2 separate regions of the Homo sapiens genome follow, and region 1 is linked to region 2. Evidence: read pairs that join two places in POLR2A ChIA-PET (ENCODE). Cell type or tissue: IMR-90. All regions are shown on one strand. Links, peaks and the distances in the headings refer to the core of each region. The heading gives the core; the rest is flanking DNA.

The links. ChIA-PET counts read pairs that join two places held together with the same protein. Peaks named below come from ENCODE experiments on the same cell type or tissue, not always from the same donor. Only the 100,000 strongest peaks of a DNase experiment are listed, where the experiment ranks them.
Region 1: POLR2A ChIA-PET joins it to region 2 with 6 read pairs; 3 of 35 experiments call an interaction of 5 or more read pairs at or near these places.

Annotation. Positions count from the first base shown.
Region 1 is chr11:132,050,012-132,066,739 of GRCh38, forward strand. The region is part of intron 2 of NTM (neurotrimin); the gene reads left to right. Among named protein-coding and RNA genes, the nearest start is that of NTM-AS3, 160 kb to the left of the region's middle. In IMR-90, for the core only: no CTCF peak of the experiment used is centred there; a DNase peak (open chromatin) is centred at 6,870; H3K4me3 peaks cover 160 bases; H3K27ac peaks cover 1,581 bases.
Region 2 is chr11:132,104,048-132,120,775 of GRCh38, forward strand. The region is part of intron 2 of NTM (neurotrimin); the gene reads left to right. Among named protein-coding and RNA genes, the nearest start is that of NTM-IT, 170 kb to the right of the region's middle. In IMR-90, for the core only: no CTCF peak of the experiment used is centred there; DNase peaks (open chromatin) are centred at 7,924 and 8,474; H3K27ac peaks cover 1,697 bases.

The DNA.
Region 1 (16,728 bases), core at 5,918-8,417, 55 kb before region 2:
CTTTACTGAATTTCAGACTTAGGCTATCCCAAAAGGCAGTCGGAAATTTGCTCAGTGGCATTTACCTAACTGAGGCCACTGGCAGCATGACACAGTTGGGTGACTTTAGGGTTTAGAGAGAAAATGCTGGCAGGGGACTGGGGAAGGGAGAAGGGTGAGGTAGGAGGGATGAGCTTCTCTTTCTCGTATTGCTATGCGTTGCTGAAAGGCAAGCTAATAGTTACCCAGCCAGGGTCAAGCAGCTGGAGAGGGAAGTTAGAGAAATTCACAGCCAGGGCCCTGAGAGCAGCCTGGGAGCACAGCTCTGTCCTGCAGCAGCAGAACCTTCCATGGCTGGTCCTCAGAGCCCTGTGAACCAGCCCACCCCTACGAGGATTTTCTTGCTCTGGAAATTCCTGAAATTGATTCCTAACAAAGTTGGGGGGAAAGGGGCTGGGCAAATGATTTTTTTGTATAGCAGGCACTGTGTTCACTGTGGGGAAAGAGAGAAACTGCCCCTGCCTTCACAGATCTTACCATGAAGTGGGGAGACAGGCGAAAACATGCAATTACACAAATAATGGCTTCCAATTGAGATCTGTACTTCCAAGGAGAGGTGCGTGCTCTGAGAGGGTTTATGGCGGCAAAGCCTAGATTGGGGCATCTGGAAGCTCCATGAGGATGAAAAGGAGGCAGCTAGGGAAGGGCAAGATAGAGAACTGCCTGTGAGCAAAAGGTGCCCAGGCCACCAGATGTGGGGCACACAGACACCTGCAGGGCCAGTGTGTCGAGAGCAGAGGCAGAGGCGGAGCTTGCAGGGCTGGCTGGTGTCTCTTCTCTTTTGGCCTTATTTGCCTGCTTCTGGCAGTTTTCTTTTCATACTTACATGTCTTGCCTCCAGCCTTGTCTGGTTCTTCTTCTGCATAACTATGCCTGCCTTGTAATAGGAACTTGATAAAGAGGACTTGATGAAATCTGAGCCCTGCAGCAAGTCGGGGGTGGTGGAAAGGATGTCTTGGTGCCAGTGGGTTGGCTGACCTTGGTAAAGACAGATGCCTTGCTCCTTGGTTAAGGATTTTCCCTGTGGAGTCAGATACATGTCAGTTTGAATTGTAACCCTGTGACTTTGGTCGAGTAACTTAATCTCTCAAAGTCTCAGTCACACTGGTGGAAAAATACAGATAGTGCCTACCTTTATTTATTTGTAACATATGACGATGATTTTTTTTTATGCCAGACACCGTTCTGACTGCTTCACAGATATTAGCTCATTTAATCCTTAGAGTAACCCTGTGAAGCAGGTACCATTATTATCCTGATTTTATAAATGAGAAAACTGAGGCCCTGAGAGATTATGACATGACTACTCTGTGTTAAAGTCAGGGTTCAGAATGATGGAATCTGGATCTTGAATCCGCAGTCTCAACTGCTTATATTTTTCTTATATTTTCACTCCGTGTGGGTTCTGGAATTGCTGGGATACCAAGTGTCTACAGTGACCAGGAGGGAAGGAAGTAAGATTTTTGGCCACAGGGAGCCTTATCCTTCTTGGCATATCACTTAATATTTTCCTGTGTCTCCAGTCCCCCAGGCTCCGACTGCCTGGACCAGCAGCCCCTAATGATGGTCAGGCTGACAAGCTGCTGGCAGGACTGGCACAGGATGCCAAGAGCCCCCTCCTCCCCAGGAGGACCCCTTAGACAGCAGTGTCAGTAGAATGCTGGCTAAGCCCTGGCCACTCCTCACTGCTCATCTAACTACTCCGTCTACAGTTCTGATCCGGAATGTGAGGAACAAAGCCATATGTGAGCTTTATCAAGTGCTGAGTCTATTTCAGAAAAGACTGTGGAGAATGCATCAAAGCTGGTTGCTTATTGCACCATGATCCCTGAAGATTGGATCCAGTTCTGTGGAAGCTGGCAGAATAATGGGCCCAGACTGACCAGTGAGCTCACTGAGGGATGTTACTAGTTGGTCCATTGCTCATCTGCCAGGTCAGAGACAGGTGGGAGGCAAGAGAACTAATTAAATTGGCAGTGGACATTTTACCTCTAAAATGTAGGGCAAAAAAAATTGCAAACAGGCCTTTTATATAGAAGCTAATTATTAAAGGAAAGTAAAAATATTGGGGTGTTAAAGAAATATGTGACTGGTTTAGAAAATCCTCAACAGATATTTATCCCAAGGAGGGAGATTTACAAAGCCAAATTTGCTCTTAATCCTTAATCCACAAAGCTGTGATCCCACAATTTCACCAGGAATAACTGACATGAATGCTAATTGGAACTCTCCCTTTTTCCCTTCCTCCTTTTTATGTTCTTGGACACCAGCATTCCGGCATTCTCTCTAAGTTTGGGAGTCCTGGTCTATTTCCCCCCTTAGACAGTGATGTTTGAGTACCACTACCCACCACTCTTTTGGCATTCATAGTGTAAATGGCACTTTATCAGTTGAAAATGTGAATCCTGTCAACAGCCCCCAGCTCTGCCATGCTTATCAGGGCAAGGAAGAGGGAGAGTGAGATTCAGAGAGATGTACTCCACCCTGTTCATTCCAGAAGAGTGATAGATAATAACATTTTCCGGCAAGAAACAGCAGGAAATCTAACAGACAGGAATTAAGGCACCAAATGGGAAAGTCAATTGCTTATTCGCTCCAAGTTTTGTATTTGAAGGGAATGTTATTTGATTTGGGGATTCCCTCATTCTCCCTTTCTTTTTTCTAGGGGGCAAGTGGAATAGTAGAATCAATTATCTCTTCACAAACGTATTTTCCAGGCTCACTGTGTGTGTGTGTGTGTGTGTGTGTGTGTGTAAATGCTCATTTAACCTTTTAGTAATGTTTCACAAACATATATTTCTCAATTATGTCAAAGCTCCCCATAAGTAAAAGAAGGAATCCCTGGATTTTTTTTTCTCATGGTGTCTCTTGTCACTCTAAAATGGACCTAAACTAAGAGGTAGAATAACAATAATGAAACAACAACAACAAAATACTGCTTTTGTAGTGCTACCCATCTTGTTTGTACAGTGTTTGATAGCTTTCCACTGCATTTTCCTTGCATTTCATCAACCTCACTAGTTGCTGTGGTATACCGATCACAACAAAAATGATGAGCATCTCAGCCCTGGGCATGCATGATTCAGCATAATGCTTGCAATGGCCTTATCAGGGGGTAGCTGTCATTGTCCTCCTTTACCAATGAAGACACAGGCTTAGAGAGATTGAGTAATGTGTCCAAGGTCACCCACCTGACAAGTGATGGAGATGAGATTTGATCCGAGGCTTACCCGATGCCAGGGCCTGACCAGGTAAAATGGTCATTCTTTCGGTGACAGAATTGAGGCAGAGGACTTGTGAGGTCACCCATAGATGAAGAACGGATCCAGGCACAGAACTCTGGTCTTGTTAATTCTCACAGCTGCTCTTCTTACCTCACCAAGGCTAGGAGAAAAGAGCATCTAGTCACCAAACAAACTCATGCTACAGAGACTCTCTAGTCTCTTTCATAATGCAAAGGAAAAGAATTCTGAAATTCTATACCAAGCTGTTAGGTGTTTTCCTTGGATTGGGGAATGTAGAGGGATTAATGAGGACAGGAGGCAGACCTTATCAGGGTGAAATAACATGAAAAAATGAGGATGAACTACTCTTTCTTCATCTACTACCCAACCTCTCAAATAAATTTCTTGCAAAATTAAGTGAATTCTTGCTTCAAATACTCAAATAGAGGATTTATCTTGTTTGTTCCATCTTGTGTGATGAATCCAGGTGTTTTCTAAAGCAGAAGGCACTTAATGTAGGTTCTTTATTTTTTTGTGCTGATTACCCTAATTGGTGGGTTTCCTTCCAGGATCAGCAGCCAATTCTCCACTAGAGTAGTATCACTGGACCTTAGGGTCTATTTACAGTAGCAGATGTAGTGGTCACCCAATAAAAAAGTCGCTGGGTGCGGTGGCTGACAACTGTAATCCCGGCACTTTGGGAGGCCAGGGTGGGCGGATCTCTTGAGCCCAGGAGTTCAAGACCAGCCTGATCAACGTGGTGAAATCTCATCTATACTAAAAATACAAAATTTGCCAGATGTGGTGACACACGTCTATAGTCCCAGCTACTCCAGAGGCTGAGGCAGGAGAATCACTTGAGCCTGAGAGGTAGAGGTTGCAGTGAGTCAAGATTATGCCACGGTACTCCAGCCTGGGCAAAAGAGTGAGACTGTCTCAAAGAAAAACAAACAAAATAAATCAAAATATTGTTTCCACAGTGCAGTTTTAGCCTGCTGTCTCAAAAGGGCCTGAGATTTGCTATATAGCCAAGCTGTGTGGACTCCACAGGAGACTCAGGATTAGCACCTTAGAGTCTTGACTGGGTTTTCTTCTTTAAACGAAGCTGTAGATTTAGCTATAATGCCATTTGTCTGCGCTTACTACTGGATGGGCACAGTGGATTCTGATTCGTAGTCCTATTCAGTGAAAATAGCCAAATCATTGTGAATACACTTTAATGTGAAATCCTTCTTCTGAAGAGCCCAGAGCAAATTCCCATGTTAGGGAGAGGCAGATGGATGGAGGCAGAGTTAGCTCTCAATGAGTTAAAGGAATGTCAGCATCTTCTTGACTATACTGGTAGCTGGTAGAATAGAGTGTATTCCATATTGTAAATATAGAATACAGTCAATCTAGACCCAAAGAAAGAGAAAGGAGGGGCAGCAGGGGATATACTAACTTATGAACTTGAGATTTATAAGCATTATCAATCTTGAATTGAAAAAGTGAATCTCTTGAGGGAGTACTGGTGGCATTCCAAAAGCTAACCCAAGTATCCATCTAGTTTATAGCAAATCTAGGCACATAATTCCCTTAGATGATGGAATTGAGATGGAGGACATGGAAAATGATCAGACACCCTTCCTGCCTGGAGTGTAGCTCAGAATGAATTATCTGTGGTTAAGGGAGGGGTCAAGGGAGGAAACGGTGGTACTGGTGAGGCATTCCAAGGGCTTGGTGTGAGGTTGCAGTAGGAAGTGGATTCCAGCTTTTGAAAACCACTGTTACATCTACATTGCCAGCAGAAAGCTGAATGCCTACATGGCATTGGAATGGAGTGAGGCAGATTGCAAAGGATGGGGCTGGCCTTGAGGTTGGATCATATGTGGCTGTTTCTTTGACTGTCAATCTTCATTCTTAAATCTTCTCACTTGAACACCTTTTATTGGCACTAAATTTGTTTTAGGATAATGAACGCAGCTGTTCCAATTATGGTGCTCACCCCACTCACCTCCATGTTTCACCTCTCAAAGACACTGCCTCTCCCTTGGGACTAGCCCTGAGCATGGTGAGGCCGGCATGCCCAGGGCTGAGGCTGGCACTTGGAGAGCCCTAGCGTCAGAGGGGTTAACACATTATCTGGGCATACTCAAATAGTATGAGCCCATCAAATAAACAAACACACCAACTTGCAAATGAATAGAAACATGTTTATTAGAGTAGAGGAAAAACAGCTTTTTGGCACATTAACCCTGTGGCATCAGGAGTGGCAGCTGCAGCCTGGGACGACAGGCAGGGAGGAGGAGACAGTAAACGTGCATTTTGAAAGTGCTTAACATCAGGAGAGGGTATTTCCAAGCAAAGAGGTGTGTGTGCGTGTGCATGTGTGTGTGAGAGAGAGAGAGAGCGAGAGTGAGAGAGAGAGACAGAGAGAGAGAGAGAGAACCATCAAAGCAGTACAAAGGCCAGGAGGCAGTGGTAGTGTGCACATAAGACCTAGGAGGATGTGGGTTTGAATCCCGTCTCTTTCAGGAATTGGGTGGCCTTGGGCCCTGTGCCTCTCTGAGCTTCTGTCTCCACACAGTTCTCTTATAATCTGTCCTTGGCAGGCTTGTAAGTGAAGATCATATGAGATGACCTGTTTTAAGCATCTAGCACAGAACTCGGCACTCAGAAGCTGCTGGATAAATGCCACTCCTCACTGTAGTTCTACGTTAGAATATTCCAAGTTTTCCATGGTTCCTGAGGAGGAAGGCAGCTGTGTGTTCAGGTAGAAAAGTATGAGGTGTGGGACAGTGGGAAATTCTCATGAGCAGGTTTCAATTGAGGAATAATTCATTTTTGCAGTAGGCAGATTAATTGGAAATGATAAACTCCTCCCATTGTAAAATTAAGAATTAAAAGTGTTTATTTTTATTCAGTAAATACCAAACCATGACTGTAGTATACTTGTATTCCAAACTTTGATGATTTAAAAAGGGAAGAGAGAAGGAGGGTGAAGGGAGGAGAGAGAGAGAATGGCTATGAGAAAGAGAGCAAGACTACATTCTGAGTTCCTACACGTCATCCCCTATCCCCAAAATAGCAGCTCCACTTGTATACATTGATAAATTTTCAATGTAGCAGTTCATTGGCAGAGAGATGTCCAATACCTAAAAATAGCTTGATAGCTCCTAGCATAGATCATCTGCCATATCACCTGATATTTCATCTTCCCCACTAAAATGTAAGCTCCCTGAAGGCAGAGATTAATAATGCATATAGGAGGTAATCTTTGATATTTAGGATGAGGCAATGAATACATGAATGAATACGTCAATGAATGAATTAATCAATGAATGGAGAGACAAGGAGAATCAGACTCTCTTGGACTCAGGGAATCTTATATCTTTGAACACTAAAATTATGCTTCTGTCTTTTCTTGCTCTTCTCAACCCACCTTGCCTGACAGTTTGTTACATTGTCAAACTCTGTCATTTCTTCATTTAGCCTGCCCCTATTTCACTGTTAGCCAAATTCTTACACCCACAGAGATGATCCTCAACCTTTGTATGTTCAACTCTTGCACAGTCCACAAATCCCCCAGTGCACTCCACGGAAACCACTTTGCAAATGCCAAGCCTAGCCTTGTGTGTCGCCTTGATGAATGAGTCACCACCAGCTGTGCTGCCCACCAGACAGCTTCTTGGTTCCAGGGGCGCCGCCTGCTTTGTCGTATAGCAGTGTTAGTACGATTGTTTGAATACTTCACTGCATTCTTCCCCCACAGAAAAATGAAAGTGCTGATACCAGTGATAAAAAACATAGGTTTCATAAACTTAACACAATTGAGGCAAAGATGGAAATCATTTGGCGTGCAAAAAAGAGCAAATGTTTAGCCTCAATCGGGTGCTTATCATACTTGAGCTATCTGATTGTGTGCTCAGCTGTAAAGGAAAAGAAAAAAGAAAAGAAAGAGAACAGACACAATGCAGTAAATATTGTCAGAGATTAAGTCTAAAATATACGGTGTATTTTGGATTTTTTTTTTTTAGGTTTCTAGAAATGCAGATATAAATCTAGTTCGTTTTCACTCTCAGGCATGTTTTAGCAATGTGATGTGGTAGTGCAAAAACTTCTTCCCTGATTTTCTTGTCCTACTTTGTCAAACAGATTCAGCTGTGTGTTTATATTTTCAAGAATTGTAGTAATGTCCTTTCAGTTGCCTAGTTTTTAAGAAAACATCTTTGAAAATAAATACTTGCAATTTTTCCTACTCCTCCCAACATGAGTGTCCACCACGAGTCCCCTTTCGCCAAACACTTCATGTTCCTCTGAGCTGTGCTGCCCCTTCCTTTCCTCTGTACTTCTGCATCCTTAGTGTTTTCTCTTGAATCCTGTCTTCTCCTTCATGGTCTCTGGAGGGGACACTGCAGATGCTTAATTTGTGAGGGGAATCACACAAACATAGTAGACCCTAAAGAAACATCTTAGTTGGATTTTGAAGTGGGCCTAGACTCCGCGTGTTTTTTTCTCAACATCTTTCTTTCCCTTACTCAAAATATCCTGCAGCTGGGGACTTCTCTCACTGGCGCTGTTGGTTGTTTTTTGGTTTGTTTGTGCCTCATCAGCTTCCTCTACCTCATTTTGTGATCATTTTGACCTAAGACCATTGCCCAGTGGCTTCTCATTTCCAAGATCTCTACTTGGGTCCTTTTTCACAAGTCTGTGCTTGTCTCATAACTCCTAGCCTTGTTCATGACTGAAATATTTTTTTATCTCTCTGTGGACATGAAACCTACATATACAGTCCTATTCTCCTTTCCCTGTTAGCTCTGATCCCTCTGATTTGAGTTGTTCTGTCTGTTGAGCCTCTTTTATTTTGTTTCTTTATTTGATGTTCATGGTGGCGTTCTTTGTGAAATGTTTGGTGATTCTGGATTGAACCCATCTCTGTAACGCTGAATGACCATTTGTCTGCTTGTTGCCTGTCCTTGCATTCTGATGGAGGAAGTGGGCGGGAGGTGCTGCTGCTGGAATGTGTGCTGGTTTCGGTAAAAATGGGGAAGGCGTGGAATGTGCTATGGGGCAGTGCTCTGGTCCTGGCTGTGGTGAGTCCTTGATCCTCCCAATGTCACCTGCCTTGAGAACTCTGCCCTGCGAAGCGGATTAAGTCTCCTTCCTAGCCTTAAGCCATGCACTCCATGTCTTTCTGTTTGGTGTAGAGATTTAGCCTTTCTGACTTCTCCCACTGCAATGAGATGACTAATGCTGTGTTGCTTCCAACCATCTCGAGACTTTCATCCCCCTCTTGACATGGGCACTTGCCATGGTTGGTTCTCTCTGCTTGCTATCTTTCAGGGATTATTCAAGTTCCTATTCTTAGTATGTTTCTCTTCCCTTATTTTGTGTGGGTTTGGCTGGGGCAGGGAGTTCAGAAAGGAAGAGAAGATTTTATTTAGCAAGCCACCTAAAACAGGAAGTTGCCTTCTTCGCTGAGTCTGAGACATACTGACTTCCAGAACATCACGAAACCAATAGGATCACAGCCCAGGGCCTGAATCCTCTTGTTTGAACCTTGTTGTAGATGCACAACCTGTGCATTTCAAACGTAGGAAGCAGGGTGCACAGTGGGTACTTGCTCTATATTGAATGAAATTAAGCCAATGTTTCCCACAATGTGTGTGATAGATATTGTGAAAATGTGAAGTAGAGGAGGAGTGAGAGGGAATTCAGTGTGCTGGTGGTATCAAGCGTGCAAACTCTGTTTAAGAACTCCTTTCACAAAAGTTTTAAGATTATCCTTTCTAGCTTAAAAAACCAATATAGACAGAAAAGAAACCCCACTCTGGTGCTTTCTCCCTTCTTCCATTCCTGCCTTGACCATCCCTTCTTCCTCATAGCCTAGAAGCAGCCTCTGGGCCTCCACCTTCCCTTTTGGTTGTCCCCTCACCCTAGTCTAACACTTGCCTCTTTGTAGAGAGGAGCTTGTCGGACACATGGGATTCACGGGCCAGGTGGTTCAGCAGCCCAACAACCTGGATCCTCCTCACCCTCCTCTCCTCATGGCCAGCCCAGCTCAGGGCCGCCTCTGAGAGTCTGGCCTCCACAAAGGAAGATGAAATGTAGAGACGCATTTGCTGCCTCCAAGTAACAGTGCTTCAGGTGTTTACCTTTCCTCAAGTCATAGAACTAGAGAGCAGGGCGAGGCCTTAGGGACTGTCTGTTGACCGATTGACACATTCTTTGTATTTTGAAATGAAGAAACTGACCCTAAACCCGTCAAGTGACTTTCCCAGTAAGTGTGTGGTACCGGCTGAACTCAAGTTCAGATCCTAGGTTAGCAGTCCTATAAATTGAGAAACAGAACCTCACTACTCAAGCCAAGCTGATGTCTACCCCAAACCAAACATCCAAGTATGCACTGGGGTAGGTGCTTTGTGACCAGTTCCCATGGACTCCACTTGAGAGCCCTTCGAATCCTCCCCCGCCCCACACCACCCCCCATCACCCCCTGCCACGAGCTCTGCATCAGCCTCAGAGCCTGGTTTGTTTCTTCAGGGTATTTATGTCAAGGATTCCCAAATTTGTTATTCAGTTCTTTCCCCACTGATTCCCAGCTCCATTCCTCAGCCACACACCAAGCTACACAGTGCCTCATGGACTCCCCTCCTGCAATGGGTTCTCTGGAGTCCCTCCTGCAGCCTTTTGAGGGAGGTGCCTATTTCTTCCAGATTAGAGACCCTCCTGTCCTCTAGATACCTGTAGCTCTCCAGGATCCCCCAGCTTCCTCTAGACAAGCTCATATCTCAAGCAGTGTGCATCCAGGAGGGGATTCTTCCCTCCACATGAGACATAGGCCCCAGGTTGAGTGGCAGAACTGCCTCTTCAGGCCAAAACCCAGGCGTGCTGCCTCAACACGAAGACCACACTTTGGCATTATACGTCTTCCCAAAGTTACAATACATCCACCCCCTGGGCTTCGTTCTAGATTCTTTCAACACTTAAGTGTCTTATTACAAGTCTCTTTCCTGTTTAGGGAACGGGCAATGAAATTGTGTAGGCAAGGGGTGCTCCGTTTACCTGGTGCATTCGAGGCTGAAGACAAGGAGACATTATCCTCCAAAATACTTTTTTTTAAAGCAAGTCTGCCCTAGAGTAAAGTCTTCCTAAATTTTGATTGTTACTGCGCTATGAACAGAGGTTGTATCCACATTTAATGGAACATAGCAGTGAGAGAAACTGGAATATTGGAACTGCTGTCCTCCGCTGATGAAAGGAGGTTGTAAATAACATTTTGCTGTTGGTAAACACGCACAATAAATACAGAAATATGGAGCCATGCAAAAAACTTTCGACTCTGTCACATGTTATTGGTGGAAACCACTCATAGAAAATCAAACACAGACTTTGACTTGCAGTCACAGAAATAGTATACTACCTGGAGTTTCTTTAGGATTTGCAATCTCTGTGCGGTTGCAGGCTCTGCTTGTGTTATCTTTTCATGAGGGTCTAGACCTGAGTTTGCAGAATGATTCAGAAATCAGTGTATTTCCTGCTTCATATAGTGTGATTAATCTTTTTTGATTTTACATGTCTACAAATGGTGTTAGTGGTCATAACTGCAAATGATTGTGATTTTTATTGGTCTAGAATGTGAATGTTTGTGTTAGAGCATCTGCAAAAGCAAACACTTTTGCTATGTTGAAAAAATAATGAAGATCTAAGTGATTTTAAGATGGCATTTTGTGAATGCATGCTAAAATGCTGCTAGATTTTTATTTGTTTTACTGTTAATGCTGCATTGAAGATATAGTAGTGCTGCAGCACAATTTTTTTCTATTTCTTCTTTTCCTTTGTCCTTCAAAAAATACCCATTCTAGTTGCAATTTTTGTTCAAAAATCAAGATAGTCACACACTAAGATAAGTTCACTATCTAAGAAGTAAAGAAATGTAAAAGTAAAGCATCTCATAGCAGTTATCAGCTGTTTTGTGTCATACATAAATAACATTTTGCTTAGCATTGGCATATTTTTTGTGTACGTTCTAATAGAATGGCCAATAAATCAAAGTCATCTAAATGTCTTTATCAACACCTTAGGTATTACACTCACTGATGTTTAGCATCTTTCATATTGCAATTATAAAGGTCCCTCAAACCCTGGCTGATAAATTATTTTAGGTTTCTTGTGAAGAAGGGTTGTGTTTAACTATTAATTTTCATACCAGCTTATACCTAATAGAGTGTGTGGCTAATGAATGTGTTAAATTAAATTGAGTTAGATTGAATCAAATTGAATTGAACAGAAATAAATTGAATTGTATTGAATGATAAACCGGAGAGGGATAATGCATGGTGATCTAATAGCATCTGATAATAACAGAACACTGAATTTACACGCCTAACTTAGGAGATATTTGATAACTCATGAGTGGGAAAATTGCCCTTCTCCTATGTTCCTGGGCATCCTTGCCAAGTGGAGATGAATGTCACAGGAGACCTCAGGCAGTTATACAGTTCAAGCATCTTCTGTATTTGTGTGGCAGGAAATTGTGCCAGAAGGGTCACAAACCTGCTTTATTATTCTGTATGTCACCAAGCAGGAGCTCCATTTTTTAAAGATTTTTTTAAAAATTTTCTTTTGTTCAGCAGCAGCTGGCTGTGTGTGGGCACTTAGGAACAAGTGATGTGAGTGCGTGTGTGTGTGTGGATCAGATAGGGGGTATCATTTGCTAGTTTTAATTGGTAGATTCAACATCTTCCACTAACCATGCAGAAGCCACTGGCTGAGGAGTTACCATGGTAAATCAAACTCCGCTGTGTGATTGGTAGACTTCTGAAGCAGGTACAGTCACTCTAATCAACTCCAGGAAAGTTGAGGCCATCTGGTTTTGCCTCACTTGGAAGTAATTTACCACCCCAGGTGCAAAAAATTTACCCTGAGGTCAGTAACAGTAAACCTGCCTCAAAGATGTTCCAGCTGAGTATGGAAGAGGAGTGGTGTGACATAGTAATTTCTGTTTGTTTTTATATTTTCAAGCTTGGGAAAGTGAGGGGGCTAATCATGCAAGCCAGAGCCAAGAATAGATTTGGCAGGTGCTGACCCAGCTAGTTTCAGACAGCAAAGTGAAAACTCCTGAAGCTCATTCTACAGCACTTCTTTAATGGTCCAGTTCAGAATGTCTAACTAATTGAGATTTTATAAAAGGAACTTTGACTAAGCATCAAGTTGCTGAAGAATATGATGGAAGAGATAGGCTTTTTTTTTTTTATTTGAGTAGTAAGGAGTGAAATTGGGAATATTTGCAAGGAAGGGAATCTTTCAACAAGACTTCACTCTAAAAAAAATAAAAGTATGTTGGGCCACAAACATTATGCATAGCTATTTAGGATTGTAGATATTCTTGTAATCAGACAGGATGTAGCCAGCCCTAACCAAAATATACACAGTGAGAAGACTTCAGAATCATTAGCTCTTTGGAATAGTTAGAGGAATGTGTTCGGCTCATATGACATTGATTTGTTTTGGCTGCACTTGAAATGTGTGGTCTTTGCAAGTCAATAGAAATGAAGTCCTTTATTGAATAGTAGAAACTCCATGGAGTAAATTATACAAAGAAATGGAAGGCCAGGGTTCTCAGTCTCTTGTTTATTTGTGGGAGTGGATACCAGGCAGGATGGGTGGGGCTTTCGAAAGGAAAGCTCAGGGGCTTGGGAGAAAGGTCAGTGTTTTAGACTTTTTGGGCTCCTAGAGCAAAATACCATAGACTGGGTAGGTTAAAACAACAGACATCTCTTTTTCACAGCTCTGGAAGCTATGAAGTTCAAGATCAATGTCTCATCAGGTTCTGTGTCTGGTGAGGGCCCTCCTCTTGGTTTGCAGATGGCTGTCTTCTCCTGTGTCCTCATGTGGTAGAAGGGGCAAGGGGACTCTCCTCTCCCTTTTGGGAGCCTCTGGGAAGTCTCTACTCTCCTTACCTAATTACCTCCGAAATGCTCCTCCTCCAAATACCCTTGCATTGGAGATTAAATTTCAATGCATGAATTTGGGGACACAAACATTTAGCCTATGGCAGTAGGAATAGCAAAGTCAGATTAACGGACAGCCATGGAGAAGGTCATTTTGGAAGCTGGATTCTTCCAGAAGTGTGATAATCCCACAAAGCTGGAAATGGGAAGGCCCTGAAAAATCAGCTGGTGTGACTTCTCCGTCTATTAATGAGAGGGTGGAAGGCCAGAGGGCAATATAGATAAGGAATAATCAAAATAGTGGTGGATTCCAATTTTACAGTACCCTGTTCAGAGATGCACTGAGCCAGCAGAGCCTGAAAAGCTACTGGAATCGTGTGTCTCCCCACCCTCCGGTGCCCTAATTGTGCAGTTATTTCAGACTTAGACTTCAATCATTTTACAAGTTTAATACTGATGTGGAAGGACTGAGGTGGAATTGCTCTTTGTCCAGATTCTCTTTGTTCTTTGGCTCAAGAGCAGTAAGGAATGGACAGACGTGTCCTTCTTTCCCCTGCCTGGAGAGGGAACACAATTAGGAATCCTGGTATGTGAGTCTGTCTCCACTTCATCTCCTCTACAAAAAGAGGCAGACATAGCACTTGTGATAAGCCAGCTCCTCTCACCATCTTCACCCTCTCTAAGCTTTTAGTCAACTCTCCAGAGAGTCAGAATCTGTTAAAACACACTTAACATGACCCACAAAGCAACACAAAGTTAAGGAGCAGGGTGCTGTGTACTTTAGCACGTGGGCACCACACCATTCCCTCTAAAAGCTAACTCAACAAGGGAAAGTGAGGAGGGACATCATGTTGGAAAAGCAGTGTGAGGAAGAGAGGAGGAGGCAGAAAAGCACAAGAAGGGGAGATGAGAGAGAAAGAAAGGAGGAGAGAAAGGAAGAAAGGTAAGAGTGAGTCTTTTGTGGGTTGCACACTCTCTTTAAGAATCTGATAAAAATTCTTTCTTTCTCTGGAAAACAAAATGCATAGGATCACATATTGCAAATAATTTGGGGTTCAGAAGCCCATATATAGACTTGGGTAAGGAGATCTAATCTATCTATCTACCTATCTATCTATCCTAACAACTGCAATTTAGCAAAGTTACATATATATATGTGTATTTGTGTGTCAGTGTGTATATAATTGTGAAATTGCCATTAAGTTAGGTACATGTTACATGCATTGAAATATGGAATATATGTCAAACCCAATCTCTCATTATCCAAAAGGTACAAGAGTGAATAATGGGAAAGAATTGAGCAAAGACACATTCAAGGTGACTGTCAGCAATGAAGAGTTAATAGTGAGGCCTCCTACAATGTAGTGACTTCTTTAAGGGAAGGGATTTGAAGCCATGGGATTTCGGATGATTTAAAATGAGCCTCACTAAAGCCCTGGATCACACAGTGCAGGAAACAAACCTGAAAATAGCCAGAGTAGCAGGCAGAGAAGACTAACTGATCTCTACTCTTTGAACCCCATGGTTCCAGTCCATTTAATTGTTCTTCAGGCTAACAACTTCACTTTCCATAGGGGAGGCAGTGTAAGTGACCATGGCCTGGGGTTATGGGTCAGAACATCATACCTCATTATTTTAAATGAATAAACATTTCAAACAACCACTGCATTTCATTGGTTTTCCAGAACATGATTCATTTTACCCGTGTTTCCTCATTTCTGTTTAAAAATCCAGCGCAATATTATGGATTTATTGTCACACTGACAAGGATGTGTGTGTATGTTAAGATTCAAAGATCACATTTGCCTCTGCTCTCACAGGAAGAGGTTAGGGGAATGGCACATTCCACTGGTTTGTCTGTGCACAGGAGTGCAGGGCATGTGACTCTTGGGGAAACTCCTACAGCTGGCTGTCCGGATCACCAGGAATCATGAAAGCAGGCTTTGTAAACATTGCATGCATTCCCAGACATTGAACATTGTGACATTTCATGACCAGCTCTCTCAGAAGAGATGCCAAGTGTAGATGTCCTTTCTGGAACATCCGTGCATAATTAGGCTGCCCCCAACTCCTCACCACATACATGCAACATTTTCCTGCTGTTGAGTAATCATTTGTGCTTGGCTAGTTTTCTGTCTCCTCAAACATCATCTCAGGGCAAAAAGGCACAGCGTGTAGAATATGCTTCTTATAGCAGAGTTAACCAGGGCTTCCTCATCTCATTACTAGAATCTCCTGCACCAGATTCCACACTGTCTCTCTTCTCACTTCATATCTTGTTCATATGATTGTTCATATCTTTCTACCACTAGATAATGATGTTTAGAAGACAGATCTAGGTTACAGTATCTCGTATTTTATAATTATTCTATGAATTAAAACTCATAAAGTTAGAAACCCTTGACATGCCATTCAAGAATTTAAATTCTGATTGGAACCTAACTTTTCTAGCCTGGTAGTGGAAAAATGAAAGATGATAAATCATGGGTTCTAATCCTGACTTTTCCTACTTGCTTACTTTCTGTTACTGGGTACTTGGTTAAGTTTAAAGAACTGTGTAGGCATGTGACATACATTAGTTCATCGTAACAATTGGGTGAAGCAGGTGCTCTTATCTTTATTGCTTACATTAAACTCAGAAAGGTACAGAAACTTATCTGTGAGCACGTGGACTTGCTTCATTTGAATTCACATCCGTCTGATGCCAATAGCCATGCTATACAGCCTTTCTTTGTGTATGCCTGTGCATCCTTGGTAAGTCTTTATTTTTTTTCCAATGTAAATTGGGGTTGTGGGGAGTGTAGACTAGACCAGTTGTATTCAATATTTTTAGTTCTCCATGTCTCCCATGAAGCACAATTTGAAAATCACTAGAATACCTCTAACATGATGCCTACTCTAACATTCTAATTTTATCTCTTTGTCATTATCATCCCCCTTCCAACCCTTTTCAGCACCATGAATTTCATGTTCCTCCATTTGAACAGTGTCTTCTTCTCAGAATGTGCTGGTCATTTCTGTGCCTCTACTTCTTCCAAATGCTCTGCTCTCTGTGAATCTTTCTCAGTCTCCTCCACCTGAGGAACTGTTCCAAGGCTTTTGCATTTTGCTTACGTCTTTATTGTTGTCAGCCATCCCTGTATTAGAGCTAGCTGGATATTCATCTGGACCCTTCTATAGGTTGATTCATAAATTTTTATGATGGAGACTGATGACTTTCTCATTTTAGTTTTCTGTAGGATCTGTGTTAGTTTCCCATGCTTGCTGTAACAAATTACCACAAACTGGGTGACTTAAAACAACCAGAAGTGTATTCTCTCACAGTTCTGGAGCCCAGAAGTCCAAACTCAACTTCACTGGCCCCACATCAAGACATTGGCAGAGCCGCAGGAGCGTAGGGGATAATCTATTTCTCATCTCTTCTTTCTTCCAGTGGCTTCCGGTATTCTTTGGATTGATACATTATCTCATTCTTCAAGGCCAACATTTTCAAATTTCTCTCTGATGCATATTCACATTGCTTTCTCTTCTAT
Region 2 (16,728 bases), core at 6,895-9,394:
TATATCTGATGCAGACCGGGACTGTGTTTTTCGTTGTTGTTGTTCTATTCCCAGTTGTGCAAGGCACAACTCCTGGCACCTAGGATGTGTTTGTTGCACTAGAAAGAAGTAATCCTAAGAAGAGAATCTGTGTGCCTTAAGAGCTGGGGCATCTTTATGTCAAAGTGGATCTGTTATGGTGCATGCAACAGGCTGTGCCGCATGAGGCTATGTACCAAAATATTTACAGTAGAAATTTTTGAGTGATGAGATTATAGGATAATTTCCCTCCTTCCTTCCTTCCTCCCCTTCCTCCCTCCATTTTCCCCCGTCCCATCTTCTTTCCTTGCATCCTTCCTGTTCATGTATTTTTTTCGTAAAGTTTATATCTTATAAAGTAGTAAAAGATACAAAAATACCCTAGCTCTTTAAAAATTGATTTCAGCCAGGTGCAGTGACTCACATCTCTAATTCCAGCACTTTGGGAGGCCAAGGCAGGAGGATTGCTTGAGCCCAGGATTCCGAGACCAGCCTGGGAAACATAGTGGGACCCCCCCCCACCAAAAATAATAATAACTAATAGTAATAATCATAATAATAATAATGGGTGTGGTAGTGCATGCTTTTAGTCCCAGCTACTCAGGAGGACAAAGAGGGAGGATTGTATGAGACCGGCCTGGGCAACATAGTGGGACCCCATTTCTACAAAAAGAAAAGAAAAAAAATAAATTATCTGAGCATGGTGGTACATGCCTGTAGTTCCAGCTACCTAGGAGGCTGAGGCAGGAAGATCACTTGAGCCTGAGAGGTCAAGGCTGCAGTGAGCTGTGATTGTGGCACTGTAATTACTGTAATTACTCCAGCCTGAGTAACACAGGGAGATCCTCTCTCTCTCTCCATATATACATATGTATATATATATATATATATATATATATATATATATATATATATATATATATATATTTCATGGGAAGCCAAATGAGGAGGGCAACATTTGAGTCAAACAAGGAAGCCCATCTCTGATGAGCTTTCACAATGTCCTCCTTCTTTCACCGTGAGGAGACCTCAGGTTCACTGTGTCAGCTCACCCTATCTGACCCACATCCCCATCACTTTCCTCCCAGTGGGTGGAAGGATTCACCCAAAGCTCCAACACGCACAGCTGAAGGAGCACGAGTTGAGACCTGAAGTCTGAACATGGCTTAAGATGGAACGCCGTTTCCTGAAACCATGCCCCGTATCTCCAGATGAATAAACTTGGAACATAGAAAATTCCCAAGGGTGTGGAACACTGGTAGGTTCAGAATAAATAAATATGTCTGCTTATTAATATAGTAGTACTGTTAGCTCAGAAAACTGTAGAAAAGAGAGCTATTAAAATTCAATGATTGGGAGAGAAACATGAGAAGAGAAATCAAAAGAAAGGGAAGAGGAGCATAGTAAAGAGGCCCATTAGGAAGTGGAGAAAGAAAGAAGAGGTGGGAGAAAGGAACCAGAGGAAGACCACGGTAAGCAGGAGGAATGGAGAAAACAGTGGGAAGAGACAAAACCCCAGCAGGCAGCAGAGAAGCGTTGATCCTGTTTCCAGGGTCAGTATGAGACTTAGGCACTGCAGCAGCCAGACCACGTGACTAATTGTCCTTAATTGTCATGAGTTGACTCTCCAGGCTGGGGGTCCCAGGCACTTTTCTCAGATTGGTTGGCTGACACTGCAGGCTTCTGTCATCATGCAGCCTTGCTGTCTGCTTCATGCTGGCAGACATTGGCTTGAGGTCCACCTTCACTCTAACCATCTTCTCCGTTTTAACCTAAAGATTGTTTCCATATCGAGAAAGAGGGGATGTTCTAGATGGCACCTGTGCATGTGTGGGAGGGAGGCAGAGATAGAGAACCTTGTAACTCCCTCCACCAGCCTGCCAAGTCCCTGCTGTAATCCCAGGCCCAGCTCAGCAAGGGAAGCTTAAACCTAAGTCAATTTGAGGGTGGCCTGGGATCATGGGCTCCGTGGCAACCAGGGTGGATATTGGTCTGTAATAAGTCAGTGAAATAGTGAGGTTCAATTACTTACATGTTCCCTGAAGCTGAAACAATTGCCATTATCCCACATAATATTGCTTGACCTACATTTTTACTTGAAAGCCTTCAGCTAACAATTAGTTTGAATGTTGAGTTATAAATGAACACATTCATATTCCAGAAATGAAAAGGGAAAGGGGAGTGATACCAACACGGCTCCCTCTCTTCCCGCCCTCTCTTTCCTTTGCCTTTTGTATGATATTTCAACTTAGCTTTTCCAAGATGGAAGTCATTGGAGAGTTTGTCTAAAGGGGGACCATTCAGAGGTAATGAGACAACTGGGCTTTATCTGGGAAAGGGGCAGCTTGGTCGGTGCCAAGGAGATTTGAGCCATCTGGATTAAAATGGTCAAACTCTCCGCAGGAAGCAATTAAGCAGCTCCATGTGGAGAAGCCACGTGACCACGCCAAAGGAGCTGCCAAGAACAGGAGATTAGTAAACAAAGTACCCAGCAGGAGGTGTCCAGGTTGGTCACTGCTCTGGCCACTTGGCATTTGCACAGCTTCCTCTGTCTTTGGCATCCCATCTGTCTGTACCCACAGCCTACCTATAAGCTATCTGCAGAGTTTAAACAAACTCAGGCAGAACTGAGTTTATTTAAAATGTTAAAAGTCCAGGGCTCGGGTGATCGTGATGATACATCTTAGACTCACACAGCATCCCTTCCCAGGTGTTCTGGCAATGCCTCGGATGTCTTTGATGACTCTTCGCTGCCTGTGAAAAGCCCAGAGGTGTACTGCCATTGAGCTGCGATGTTTAATTCCCTGAGCGTGATCATTTAGCCATAGATAGTCACAACTGGGTTAGGAAGCATGTACCTAGATTATTTTAGTGATTATTTTAGTGCCGGTCTTTGTGAAAGCTTGAGAAAAAGCTGAGTTCTCCTTTCACTCTAAGAATCTTTTTGTTTAAAAAAAAATCCATAAAAGGCATGTAAAACTCCCAGACATATGCCTTTTTTCATTCAGTGTACATTTATTAGCCAGGCACTGTATTAGCCCTTGTGGTTAGAATAGAGACCCGTTCTCATGGATGTTACCCCTGGCCAAAAGAAAGACGCAGAGGCATTGGGACTGTCAGCTACTCCCTACATAGAGTCCTCTTCTGATTTCCAGTCAAGTCAGTTTCACACAACACAAAACTAACTTTTCTCAAGGATTTGTAACATCTTGAAGTTTTCATGTGACCTGCAATGGGCTAATGTAGAATGGTAGTTCAAGTAAAAGATTTATCCTTTTTTTTTTTTTTTTTTTTTTTTTTTTTGAGACAGGGTTTCAGTCTGTTGCCTAGGCTGGAGTACAGTGGTATGGTCAGAACCCACTGCAGCCTCAACTCCCCAAGCTCAAGAGATCCTCCCTCCTCAGCCTCCTGAGTAGCTAGAAGTAGAGGTGCACCACTATGCCTGGCTAATCTTTTTTTTTCCTTTATTTAAAAAAATTTTTTTTGTAAAGACAGTGTTTCACTTTGTTACCCAGGCTGGTCTCAAACTCCTAGGGTCAAGTGATCCCCCTGCCTTGGTCTCCAAAAGTGCTCAGATTACTGACATGAGCCACTGTGCCTGACTTTTACTTTTTTTGAATGAGTTAACGGCAGCTTACTGTGCAGCAATGTATCATGGGAACAATCTATGATATGTTCTCATTGTTCCTAATGTTCTTGACTTCCATGACACATAACTCCCTAGTTTTCTTTGTCCAGCTTTTCTAAGCTCTGCATGGTGCACTACACCATCTTGAATGTTGTCATGCTAAAGACTTCATCCTATGTCTTCTGTACCCTGTCTGCATGTACACACCTGGAATCTCTTTCATAAATTGATATCTTTGCTCCAACATCTCCACTGAGTTCCTGACTTATAGGTATAGTGATCTGATAGAAAGTCCCACACAAACATATAATGATCATTTTGTTTTACTCAAACCTTGTTAATGATGCCTACTCCTTCTCAATAAAGGACACCACCTTCCACGTTGTTGCTCACACCAAAATGCCGCATACAAACTTTATCCCTCCTTTATCTTTCCTCCCCATCTCGTAATATCCATTGTTTCTAATCGATTCACACATTTTGTTGAGTGAACTTCCAAAATATATCCCCACTTCATACCTTTACCTCTATTTCAACAGGCTTTAGTTTAATCCGCTGTCATCAAAACGACAATAGCTGCATGAGCCTCCTAGCTGACCTCTTTGTTATCTTGACTTTCCCTTGATACTCTGTTCTCCAAAAGAAAGGCAAAAACATATTTTTAAGGAATGAAATAGTGCCATTTGTAGCAACCTGGATGGAATTGGAGGCCATTATTTTAAGTGAAGTAACTCAGGAGCGGAAAAACAGACATCATATGTTCTCACTCATAAGTGGGAGCTAAACTCTGAGGACGCAAAGGCATAAGAATGATACAATGGACTCTGGGGACTTGGGAGGAAGGGTGGCGGGGCGAGGAACAAAAGACTACACATTGCATGCAGTGTACACTGTTCGGGTGATTGGTGCACCAAAATCTCAGAAATCACCACTAAAGAACGTATCCATGAAACCGAATGTCACCTGTCCCCGAAAAACCTATTGAAATAAAAAATTTAAAAAAAATTCAAATATTTTTATTATTATTATACTTTAAGTTCTGGGGTACATATGCAGGATGTGCAGGTTTTTTACATAGGTATACATGTGCCATTGTGGTTTGCTGCACCCATCAACTCATCATCTACGTTAGATATTTCTCCTAATGCCATCCTTACCCCCACTCACCAGCCCCTGACAGGCCCCAGTGTGTGATGTTCCCCTCCTTGTGTCCATGTGTTCTCATTGTTCAACTCCCACTTATGAGTGAGAACATGCAGTGTTTGGTTTTCTGTTCTTCTGTTAGTTTGCTGAGAATGATGGTTTCCAGCTTCATCCATATTTCTCCAAAGGACATGAACTCATCCTTTTTTATGGCTGCATAGTGTTCCATGGTGAATATGTGCCACATTTTCTTTATCCAGTCTATCATTGATGGGTATTTGGGTTAGTTCCAAGTCTTTGCTATTGTGAACAGTGCTGCAATAAACATACGTGTGCATGTGTCTTTATAGTAGAATGATTTATCTTTTAGTTATATACCCAGTAATGGGATTGCTGGGTCAAATGGTATTTCTAGTTCTAGATCCTTGAGGAATTGCCACACTGTCTTCCACAATCAATGAACTAATTTACACTCCCACCAACAGTGTAAAAGCATTCCCATTTCTCTACATCCTCTCCCTCACCCCTTCCACCATGTGAGGACACAGCGAGAATGTGCCATCCATAAACCGGGCAGTGGGGCCCAACCAGACCCTGAATCTGCCAGCACCTTAATCTTGGATGTCCTAGCCTCCAGGACAATGATAAATAAATTTCTGTTGTTTATAAGGAAAAAAATTAAATATTTTTAAAACATGAATCTTCTATTATATTGCTCCCCTGCTTAGAACCTTTCATACTTAAAATCCAGTCTACTTATCAAGGTGTCAAGACCTACACGAGTTAGCCCCTACTTTCCCCTCACCTCCATGTCCACTGTGTCCCACTGGGCCTCTTGGCCAGCCATGCTGCTCTCCTCTCGGCTCCGGGACGCCACATTTTCTCCTCTCTCAGCACACTGAGTGTGCACAGCATTGTGTACTGTACCCAATGTGTAGTCTTTTATCCCTCACCTCCCTCCCACTCTTTCTTCCAAATCCCAAAGTCCATTGTATCATTCTTGTGCCTTTGGCATCCTCATAGCTTAGTTCCCACTTATGAGTGAGGACATAAGATGTTTGGGTTTCCATTCCTGACTTACAATTTGCCTGGTTCTCCCCTCTTCTGTCCCCCAGTCCTCCACCTGACAGGCTCCTGCTTACCATTTGGGTTTCAGGACAAATGTTACCTCCTCAAAATGGACTTCCTTAAAGACATAACAACCTTTCACTTGGGCTCAACTCTAGCCCAATGCCCTGTGTGTTGTCTTCGGAGAACTTACTGCTCTCTGCAATAAACTTGCATCTTTTTTCTTCCTGTTTCTCTTCTGAGTAGTGCATAGGCTCCAGGAGGGGAGGGCCTATGCCCTGTCTTTTGTGTGCTATACCCCAGTGGCTAGAACTTTGCTTGGTGCAGATTTGATGCTCAAAAAGTATTTGCTGAACAAATGAATGAATGATTACATAAGTGAATAATGCACTCTTCTTTCCATAATTTTGGTTTTCCTGGCACCAAAACACTTAGGAAATAATATGGTCTTCAAAGTTTCTGCATGTCTTATCTCTGCCAAGGACAGTTGCCTCTCCGGAGAACTGAATTGTCGACATATGGCTGAAGTGTGATCCAGTGGACTGGAGGTATGCACTGAGTATATTCCTAATATCACGTTGCCCTGTGGCATGGGGCTTAATGCCTTTCCATTTTTGGCTGAAGGGCTTCACTGCAAATGCTTTCAATCATATCCATGTTTGGTTGAAATTTTATGGCAAAAGATAACTTAGAGACAAGGATTTTTATTTGAAAATTACATTAAAATATACTGTTATTTCTAAATATATGTTCAAAATTTCAATGAATCAACACAGAGTTTTTATTGAACTTCTCTATTCACATAGCATATGAATTCTCACTTTCTGTCACAAGAGAAGTAAAACTTAGGCCAAGCATGGTGGCTGATGCCTGTAATTCCAACACTTTGTGAGGCTGAGGTGGGAGGATCACTTGAGCTCAGATGTTCGAGACCAGCCTGGGCAACATAGAGAGACCTCATCTCTACTAAAAATAAAATTTAAAAAATTTTAAAAAATATTTTTATAATAAAAATAAAAGGCATGGTGATGTGTGCACCTGCAGTCCCAGCTACTTTAGAGTCTAAGGCAAGAGGATTGAAACCAGGAGGTCAGAGCTACAATGAGCCATGATTGTGCCACTGCACACAAGCCTGGGTGACACAGCAAGGCCCTATCTCAAAAAAAAAAAAAAAAAAAAAAAAAAAAAAAAAAAAAAAAAAAAAAAGAGACAGAGAGAAAGAAAACTATGGTCCAAAGTTTAATCCCTGTTTAAAACAGAACGGGCTAGTCTCCTTGGTAGCAATGCATGTGGCAGGAAGTCCCCAGAAATTTATGTGCATGCCTATGTGTGTGTACGTTTGTGTTGTGTGTGTATTTATATATGTGCACATATATAAATATATGTATTTTTTATATATACATATATATTTTTTCTTGATTCCTTGACTTTTTAATCTCCTTTCTCTCTATGTTTAAAAGTTTTAGAAAACAAAAACAAAACAAGCCTTCCAGTCAAAAAATTTTCAGCACAAGATAAGTGAACAGAAGGGATCTATCATCCTGAACTGTTTTTCATAAGCCTTCATACAGCTTTAATGCAACACAGAGGTTTGGACACAAGGGTAAGCATCAGGCATCGAGGAGCTCAAATTCCAATTCGTGATGCTGCAGTCCTCTGCAGTCCTAAGCAAGCCAGTATGGCTGCTCAGTGTCACAGTATGCCCTGTGTAAGATAGGGATTGTTTTAGGAAGATCAGTGAAAGTTTAAGAACTGACCTCCTGAAAACAGTTGTAGATTCCTCAGACATCAAAGTCAGCTAAAGAAAAATAAGTGCTAGGCTTCAGATTCATCGCACCAAATGACTTCCTATCTAAATTCTACAATAGGTAAAATAGAATACGTTTCTTCTAACCAATCAACACCACTTGGAAGCTGGATCTGTCTCCATAATCCTGGTTAGTAATAAAGATGCTTCACCACTAGTTTGAATTTTCTGGCGAGGTTGTCAGTGATTCGTGCTTGAGGCAGAAGGAAACCAGTTTGATTCTCGCATAGGCGTTTGGCAAAGGAAGAGAGAAACTTTGCTTTTCTCAACAGAGGCTAGAAATGACTCAGACTACAAATAGCTGCTCTGCCATACAACAAAAGGTCATCCCTCCCTCTCATTTTTCCTTTCCCATTTGTCCTGAATGAAGGCCAAGCTATATTTCCCCATCTCTCTCTTCTCATCTCAAAATGCATAGCCTTCTTTATGTGGTGCATTCTAGTTCGGATTGGTGTGTGACCCAGGCTAAGACAGTGTTATGCAGATTGGAGCATCTTAAACAGACCACAATTGAATCAGTCTTGCCACCATTTGTCCTGTCCACTATAAGGCATTGAATGGTAAATGAAAGAAACTAGTGTCTTTTATTCAGCCTAGTTCTCTTCTTGCACACATGTTTCACAGAAGGGTACAGCTCAACTCTTAGGGGAAAAATTTCTAAGGAAGAAAGAAAAAAATGAAGAAAGACATTTTCAGAAACCATTCCCTTAGTAAATAATGAGAAGTCTTAGAGAATCTCTTGTGTTTCTCTGATTTGATAGAGAATGATGTTTCAGCTTTGGTATGGGAATGACTGGTGGAGTCAACAGCAAGAAAACGAGACTCCCAGTGGGAGGGTGTGTACTGCCAAGTACTATGTAGGCAACACTGAATGCAGCCAAGAGGCGGCCTTCCACTAGAGAAGGCATCCCGCTCTCTAATCATGACGTCCCCCCGGGCTCTCAGAGGGCAAAACTTGGACCGAATGCTGTTTTGGTCTAACACACATTTTCTGGGACTGCACACTTACACACACACACACACACACACACACACACACACACACACATTACATGGCAAGTCTTCTGGATTAGCAGGAGAGGCTGCTGATCAAATGCACCCCTGGGCTTCTATTCAGATTAGCTTTGAATGAAAACAACACCAACTCTGTTTTCTTATTTTAAAGATCACAGAGATAATCTTCCTTGGTCACAGTTGGGGAAACAGCCAGAGGGGGTCTTGTTACCTCCAGAAAAGCCGTGGAAGATATCTGAATTCCTGCTGGGCCTATTGGACCATCTTTTATGTTTTTAGACAGAAAGAATCTACCCCAGTGAGATTCTGAAAGCAGCTCCTCCCAGTCATCCTCTCCTAGGTATTGTTTATAGCTGGGCCCGTCCCTCAAAGTGTTTATTTTTCCGTACATGCATACATCATGCACACTACCTGATTGCTTTGATCAGGTTAAGGATGGGAGCAGGCTCTACTTGCGAGTCTTGTGGCACTTCCATGCAGCCCGTGCCCAGTCTCAGCGAGGCACTTCTCCTGGGTGGTTGGTAAGATATTCAACTAGAGACTTGCTTCTTAAATAATGTTGGAATCATATCCACGGTTGTAATGAACGCCTCTGTGATTTGCATTTAAATAGTATTTTCATCCAGAGATCACAAAGAGGAAAGCTATCTTAACATCCTGACTCTAATTCTCTGTATCTGAAAGCCAGTCTGTGTGCACCACGTACACATTTTCCCTCTAGGTCTCTTTCAGATCTGTGTACCCTACTGATCAAAACAAGCGTTTGCTTGCATTAGGATGGAAGACCCCGACAGCTCTGGCATGCACTGGATTCTCTCGCCGCACCCGCTTCATCAACCTGGATCCCCATGAGCTCTGATTGAAATGCCTCCACCACTGGCTGGGATGTGAGAGGCACTCCCAGATGGTGTGCTCAGTGCCAGGCAGTTAACACAATCATTTCTTGGGTTGTCAATGAAGCCAATTGGATCTGGAAATGATTGAGAGGCAGTAAATATAGACCCCCAAAGTCACCTTAGCAGTCTCTTTCCAGAGTACAGTTGTGCTTCGAAGGACTCCATGCAATCCTAAGGCTCACTTTCCAAGCCCTGGGAGGACTAGAGAGACAAAGGGCTGGCTGGGCTCAGAGACAGGAAAGGGCACAGAAGTCAACATCAGGCCCTAGCTTTCAGCCCCACTGATGGCTGCTCCATGCTGATTCCTCAGTTTACCCATGCTGCGGCTCTTTCCACCTGACTCCAGGCTTTTTGTTTCTTTTCATGTCATTCTTCATCATCTTGTGGAAGGATGTTTTTTCATATTGTACAGTTGAACTTATTTCATCATCAACAAATTTTTCTCTTTCCCATGGATTCTTTAAAAGGCGTCTTTTGAAGATTTATTTCTATTCGGATGCAAGCTTTTGTTTAAAAAAATAAAAGAGATGTAAATATGGAATGTTATTGAAAAGATCTTATCTTGCTTTTGACATGACATCTAAAAATGTGTTTAAAATAAAGAGCAAGTGTTGTTCAAGGCATGTATCAAGGCAGTTGGCTTCCTGCAGTGAGAGCTGGGTAGTACTTCGAACACTTTTCTGCCCCTATGAAAGCCTCTCACAGGTTAGGCCCCTGCGACCCAGTGTCCTCCTCCTTAAATGTCCCTTTCTGATCAGCCACGAGAGGGCAATGCAGGGCACTTGGTTGGCTGCCTTGGTTGGATTGCAGTTGGCAAGTTACTTTCAGTGAGGGAAGCTACTCAGACTATGACAGTAATTATATCAGTCTCATAAAAACCCTGCTCTCCCCAACTTGCTGCTGCCCTTTTTCCTTTGCTGCCTGCCTTCCTTCCTTTCCCATACCCCTGGCCATTGGCTTTGTATTTGCAGATAACTCACTCATGATCCTATAAGGCAGAGAAGAGTATGTGAAATTAATGTTTGCATTTTAAACTCCGAACTAGAATAATAGGTTGTTTCTAGGGGGAAGGATCTTGGAGATCATCAAGTTTAGCCTCTTTAAGATGAGGAAACCTAAATTGGGAAAGGTGGCCTGACTGGTTCCAGGTCACACAGTATCACGGGTAGGCTCCAGGGGCATAGACATTCTACAAATGCCTACATTTTCTTTATCCAGTCATCTGTTGTTGGACAGTTAGGTTGCTTCCATATCTTAGCTATTGTGACTAATGCTGCAGTGAACATGGGAGTGAGGACAATCCTTTGGGATAGTGATTTCATTTTCTTTGGATATATACCCACAAGTGGGATTGCTAGATCCCATGGTAACATTTTCGGCAACATGGATGAATGGGGAGGGCTTCAGGCTAAGTGAAATAAGTCAGACGTAGAAAGACAAACACTGCATGATCTCACTTATATGTTGATCTAGAAAAATCCAACTCATAAAAGCAGAGTAGACTAGTGGTTGCCTAGGGTGGGTGGAGTGGGAGAGAATGGGGAGATGCTGGTGAACGGGTACAAAGTTTCAGTTACGTAGGGTAATTCTGGAGATCTAACGAACAGCTTGGTGACTGCAGTTAACAGTACTGGATAGTATACTTGAAGTATATTGAGAGTGGATCTTAAGTATCCTCACCACAAAGGAAAGAAAAGAAAAAGAAAATGGTGAGGAGGCGAGGTGATAGACATGTTAATTAGCCTGGTTGCAGTGATCATTTCACAATGTATATGAATGGGAAAACATGAGATTGCACAACTTAAATATATACAAGTTTTATTTGTCAATTATTCCCCAAGAAAGCTGAAGAAAAGAAATACAATAAGATTAGGGCCGAAAACAAAGGAAAGGTAGACATAGGTAACATTTTCCTGTCAGGAACACACAAACTTCCAGAGGAATTTGGGAAAGAGGAGATGACTCTGTGGGAGGAGGCTCAGCCGTAGTCTGGATGGTGATGCTCTGTTCTACGCACAGTAGCCTCGGTATTCAGCCAGGGACCCAGGAGCTATTGAATAAGCCATGACTCAGTGTTTCTGTGACCACTTGCCCTTGTCTTTCTAATGTTTGCTTAATTTACAAAATGATGATGTTGCGTTCCTCTCCCTTCATTGATTATCACTCAAACCTTGTAGGAGCCTTTACCTGCAAATCATTCACACACTATGTGGCAAGGGCTGGTGAGCCCTGCTCTTTCATCAGCTCTCAACCTGGGAAGATCCTTTCTCTATTGGGGCAAATAAGCAAAACAACCTAAAAATGCCTTTACACAGGCTCATCCTCCTCCTTGTAATGCTCTTTGCCCCATTCATCCATTGGTTGACTGCTATAGCTTCTTCTAAACTCAGCTCAGGTGTGGCCTTCTCTGCGTCTCTCTGAGCATTTCTCCTTTCTCCCAGTTCCCTGGATTAGGCACCGTATCAGTCAGAAACCACTCTAGGTATAACAGTAGTTGGACTTGGTTGCACATGTGATGCAAGGGCTGAGAAGCCTACCAGGAGAGGGTGAGGCAACCAAGGGAGTAAACAATGGTGGACTTGACTACCCTATTCCCACTTCCACACACTCCATAGGGCTGGAGGGACACAGGGTGAGAAACTGCTTTTAAGTAGGGGCCAGGCCAATCCAGCAAGTGCTAGGACCATGGAGGTAGGGGCTGGAGCCACTGGGAGACACTGCCCATAGATAGTACCCAAACAGAAGTGGGGGGTGATACTTTCTCCTACTCTTCCATTGACCAAGACAGTGCTGAAGCCAGAGGGAGAGGAAGCCTGGGAATTATAGGGAATGCAGTTTCTGGATACAGAGCAAGGCAGAGAATGTTGGGAAATGAAGGGGACAGATACATGAGTGCCCGCACCTCTTCTCTGGACTCTTACTGCATCTTGTACTTAACCACCCTCATAGTAGTAACTATAGGGTGTCCTTAACATCATTCAGAGCAGGAGTGTTCCTTCTACCTCAAGGACCTAGCATAGTGCCCAGCACCAGGAGATATGGAAGGAAGGCATGCATAGGTTTGGGAAATTGTGATATGCCATGGAAATGCAAGTCATGATTATTAAGATCCAGCCAAAAGCGTGAGCTCTGCTGAGGATGACAGTTATAGACCTTTCTTCACCACATCTAACAGATGGCTCAGCCCCTTTCCGTGATGCTATCCTCATTTGCAGACTTGAAAACTAGTGTAGTTAATTAAAATAATATGAGTGAATGAAATATAGGTGTAGGGAAGAAAGAACAATTCTGCAAGGAGCCCAGGTCGAAGAAAAGTAAGGGGGAAACTATCCATCGAGGACAACACAGAGCTTCTTATGCTAATATTTTCTCAAGAGGTGAGACTATTTCCTGGCATCATTTGATCAAGGCAGACTCTCATCAGCCCCCAAAGTCATAGAAGTCCAAAGTTCCAGAATGACTCACATTCATTTCTAATTCTGCATTGGAAAATTTCTATTAGAAATCGTGAGTGTTCATTTAAAATGATTGTTTTTTTGTATTGCAACTGCTTTCTACCAGTCTAGTTAACCCTCTAGCAATGCAAATGTTGTTCATTCTTGCTACACGAAGACAAAGAGAGTGTTTGCCAATGTCTCCATAAGGGAAGGGAGCATTGCTTTTTGTTTCTTCTCTAGTTGATTGAGTTTGAAAAGGTTAGAAAAGTGTGTCAGTCTTCAGACTGGAAACTCTGAGCATGGGCCCCTCTCCCTAGTCTGTGCCCCACCTTGCTTGGCTTCCTGGCCATGTGATGGACAATACCAAGCTAAGCTTCTGCTGATGGAAGGAGTGACAAGTCTTTGCTCTCAGAAGTGAAGGGCTGTGATTTGACAAAGGGCTTTGAAATATTCTTATATATAAAGCATTAATTTCATTAATGTAATCAATGCTAAAGAAGCAGACCAACCGGGCCCTTTGATTCTTCCCAGGCTAAAATCTGTTGGGCTGATGTGATATACCAAAAATAAAATAGTACCCCTCTCCATACTTCCTGTTGTCCACACAGGAATTTATTGGTCTGCATTGGATTTACTCTCTGATGTATTTGTTTATTTGGGGTTTTGTTTGTGTAAGTTCCATGAGAACAGGGGCTTAGCACTTAAAAAATACTTTACTGCTCTGTTTCTGAATCTAAGAACAAGCACACAGTGGGCGCTGAATAAATGAGCATTGTACAGAATAAAAAGTACCCCAGACACCTGTCCTACTTCAGGGCAACACTGAGCTGTTAGTTATAGGTATCTGTCCAGTTCCTTGTCTGTGCTCATACCCTCAAGTACCTAATTCAAAACTGAAGAAGAACTTGGGCTGCCTTGGGACCAATGACTCCGCGCTAACTTGAATTAAATCAATCTTGTCACTCCCATCTGCCTGCCTCCATGTCATAGTAGATTAATTGCAACATAATATAAAACACATTTATATTGCATCTTCACAATAGTTTCAGGGTCCTTTACAGTCTTACAATCTAATTAAGCGGTAGCTTCAAACATGAATTTCTTTAGTATTTTAAAAGCGTAAGTTGAGCAGATAAGCTTTTTTTTTTAACTTCCCTATTCTAAAACTGAAAGACCAGCTGATTCCAAAGTCCCTGAGTATTATTAATTACCAGTGGCTGCAATCAATGCACAAGGCTTGTCTAGAAAGCTATTTCCTCCTTAGGTGAATGGTTGGGAATACAATATATGGTAATCAACAATTTGAGAGGGCTGAGCATGGATTGAGGCTGAGAAAAAGCTGGGACTTGGCATTGCATCTCTCCTGTGCAGATGGCAGAGAATAAATCTTGACTTTGCAAGGAAGATAAAGCAAGGTGGAGGTGTTTTCATCGCAATCGCACAGCACATAAATGGCAGAGAGAAGAAAGAAACCTCGGAACACGGGCTTCCTCTCCAAGGACAGCTACTGCTGTTTTGGAGAAAGCTTATCTGCTCTTATTTCACCATGAGAGAACTTCTGTCCTCAAGAGCCACGGAAAGGGTACCAGAAATAGATGAGAGCCCACCAACAAAAGGAATGATGAAGTGGCCCTTTAAATATAAATCTCTGGCACCCCCAAACTCTCTGGATGTTCCCTTACGTATTCAAATGAGATCGCAGCGTCAGATTGGTATGCATTAGGCTGGTTTCAATGAAAATTAACATGTAATTGCTTCAAATGAAGTAAGTGAGGAGGTAATCTGTTCTTAAATTGGATTCCCGGGATTTTGTGGTACCATAATGCAGCTGTGAAATGAAATATATTTTAAGGATGATGTCCTCAAGGGGGTGAAGGGGCTGGGAGGGGGAGGAGTAGAGATAGATAGTGTATAGTAGAAGCGCCTCTCCCCCCAGCCTGCCACATTCTTTCTCTGTCTCATTCTCCAGTTTCCAGCGGATGAAAAGATGTTCTCTCATCCATGGGTGGCCCCCATGCTCTGGGCCCTGGGACCTGGGCAGACAGTGCCCCACATTGGCATCAGCCGGTCTCCTCTACTTCTTACTGTGTCTGGAGCTTATTCCCAGAGGCTGTAGCTCCCCAGGGCTGTAGCTCTGTGGTCACCCTGGACACTGGATTTGTAAGGAGAAGGTGCTCGTCCTGCAAGTGGTGTCTACTGAGATCATCAATGGCTGAAGGGTGCACTGCTACAGTTGGGCAAATTTTCCAAAGCACACTGTGCAGTAAGAAAAACCATCACTCCTTGTACTCCTGGAATGGGGACATGTGCGCTTGACATCATGACTGACCCTTCTGATATCAAAGAGTGGAGCTGGGGTCGCAGCAGCAGGAACAGCCAATTCCATTACCACCACCGGCCTCCACAGCCTGGGTTCAGCCAGACCAGGCACCCCTGCCAGCAGTGATGATATGGTCTGTGAAGTCTGAAGATGAGCCTGGGAATAATTAACCTTCTTACCGTTCAATCAGGACGGGAAGCAGCTGGGTGAGGAGTCAGTGCAGGTTAATGCATTAAATTGTTTGCCTTTGCCATCCTAGGCTGAAATGGGATTTTCAGTCACAATGGAAATAAGCTGGCAGTCTTCTGGTCCCGTGGCATCACGCCTCTCTGCCAAAGAGCCATATCTGATGGGCTTTGGGGACCTTCTGCACCAAGGCTACAGAAGGGCAGAGCTGTTAAATGAAATGCAATCACCTGGCAATGCACAGGCAGTGCTGGGTTAGGGTTCACACAGCAGAGCAGTGCCACTGGTCTAGACCGAGTCCCCATCAAGGGCTAGCATGAGAATGGCATGGCTGCCTTGCATCAGCTCCTGGGGAGATGCAGATTTATAACACGCTATATAAAGAGTATATGTTCTGGTGTAAAAAGCCCCCATCAGAGCTAGAGAGAAGGGAAATTGACAAATCTCAGAAGAATGCGATTCTGGGCATTCTCTATTGCACGCGAATCAGGACCCCCGTCTGAGCCCCCCGCTTGCCTTCCCTCCCAGTCACAGCTTGGTTCTACAGCTCGGCTGATGATTTTTTTTTTTTAGTTCTTGTCTTTGTTTCCTCCTGTTTATGTTGCTATTTTCTTTCTGCACATGTTGAGCAGCTCTGGCTTTAAAACTGATCAGAGCTCATGGCTCCTTCAAATGTAGACGTTGTATTGCTACAGTCTCTCAATATATGGGACCAAGATTTTTGAGAGAATGCCAGAATGTTTCTGCTCTTCCCAGGAGTTGGTAGACTTAGAAATTTGAAGAAGAGAAAAGGGAAAAGAATGAGAGTGAGGGGTGACAAAACTCAGTTTACCCGACTGAGTTTAGGTCTCCCTAAAAACAGTGGCCTGAGACACTTTAGACCCAGCTAATGGCTTTTATTTCCTCCTCTAAGGTTGCAAGAGACAGTGTCTTTGCTGTGGGCAAAAGAGGGACCAGACTATGACCAATGATTAAATTTTGAATCACTCCATATAAAGAATAGGACCTCTTTTGAAGACCAAATCTGTAAACCACATTGGATAAATCATCTATGTTGCTGGCTCCTTTCTTTCTTCATCTGGTAGTAGGCATAGAATAGTATTTGCCTCCCTGCTTAGGGTTCTGCAAGGATTAGTAGGCGTTAATATCCACAGGAGTCCCCAGAGAGAGATATGCCAATAGCAAGAAAAGAGAGCTTAGCGTCCTTTTCT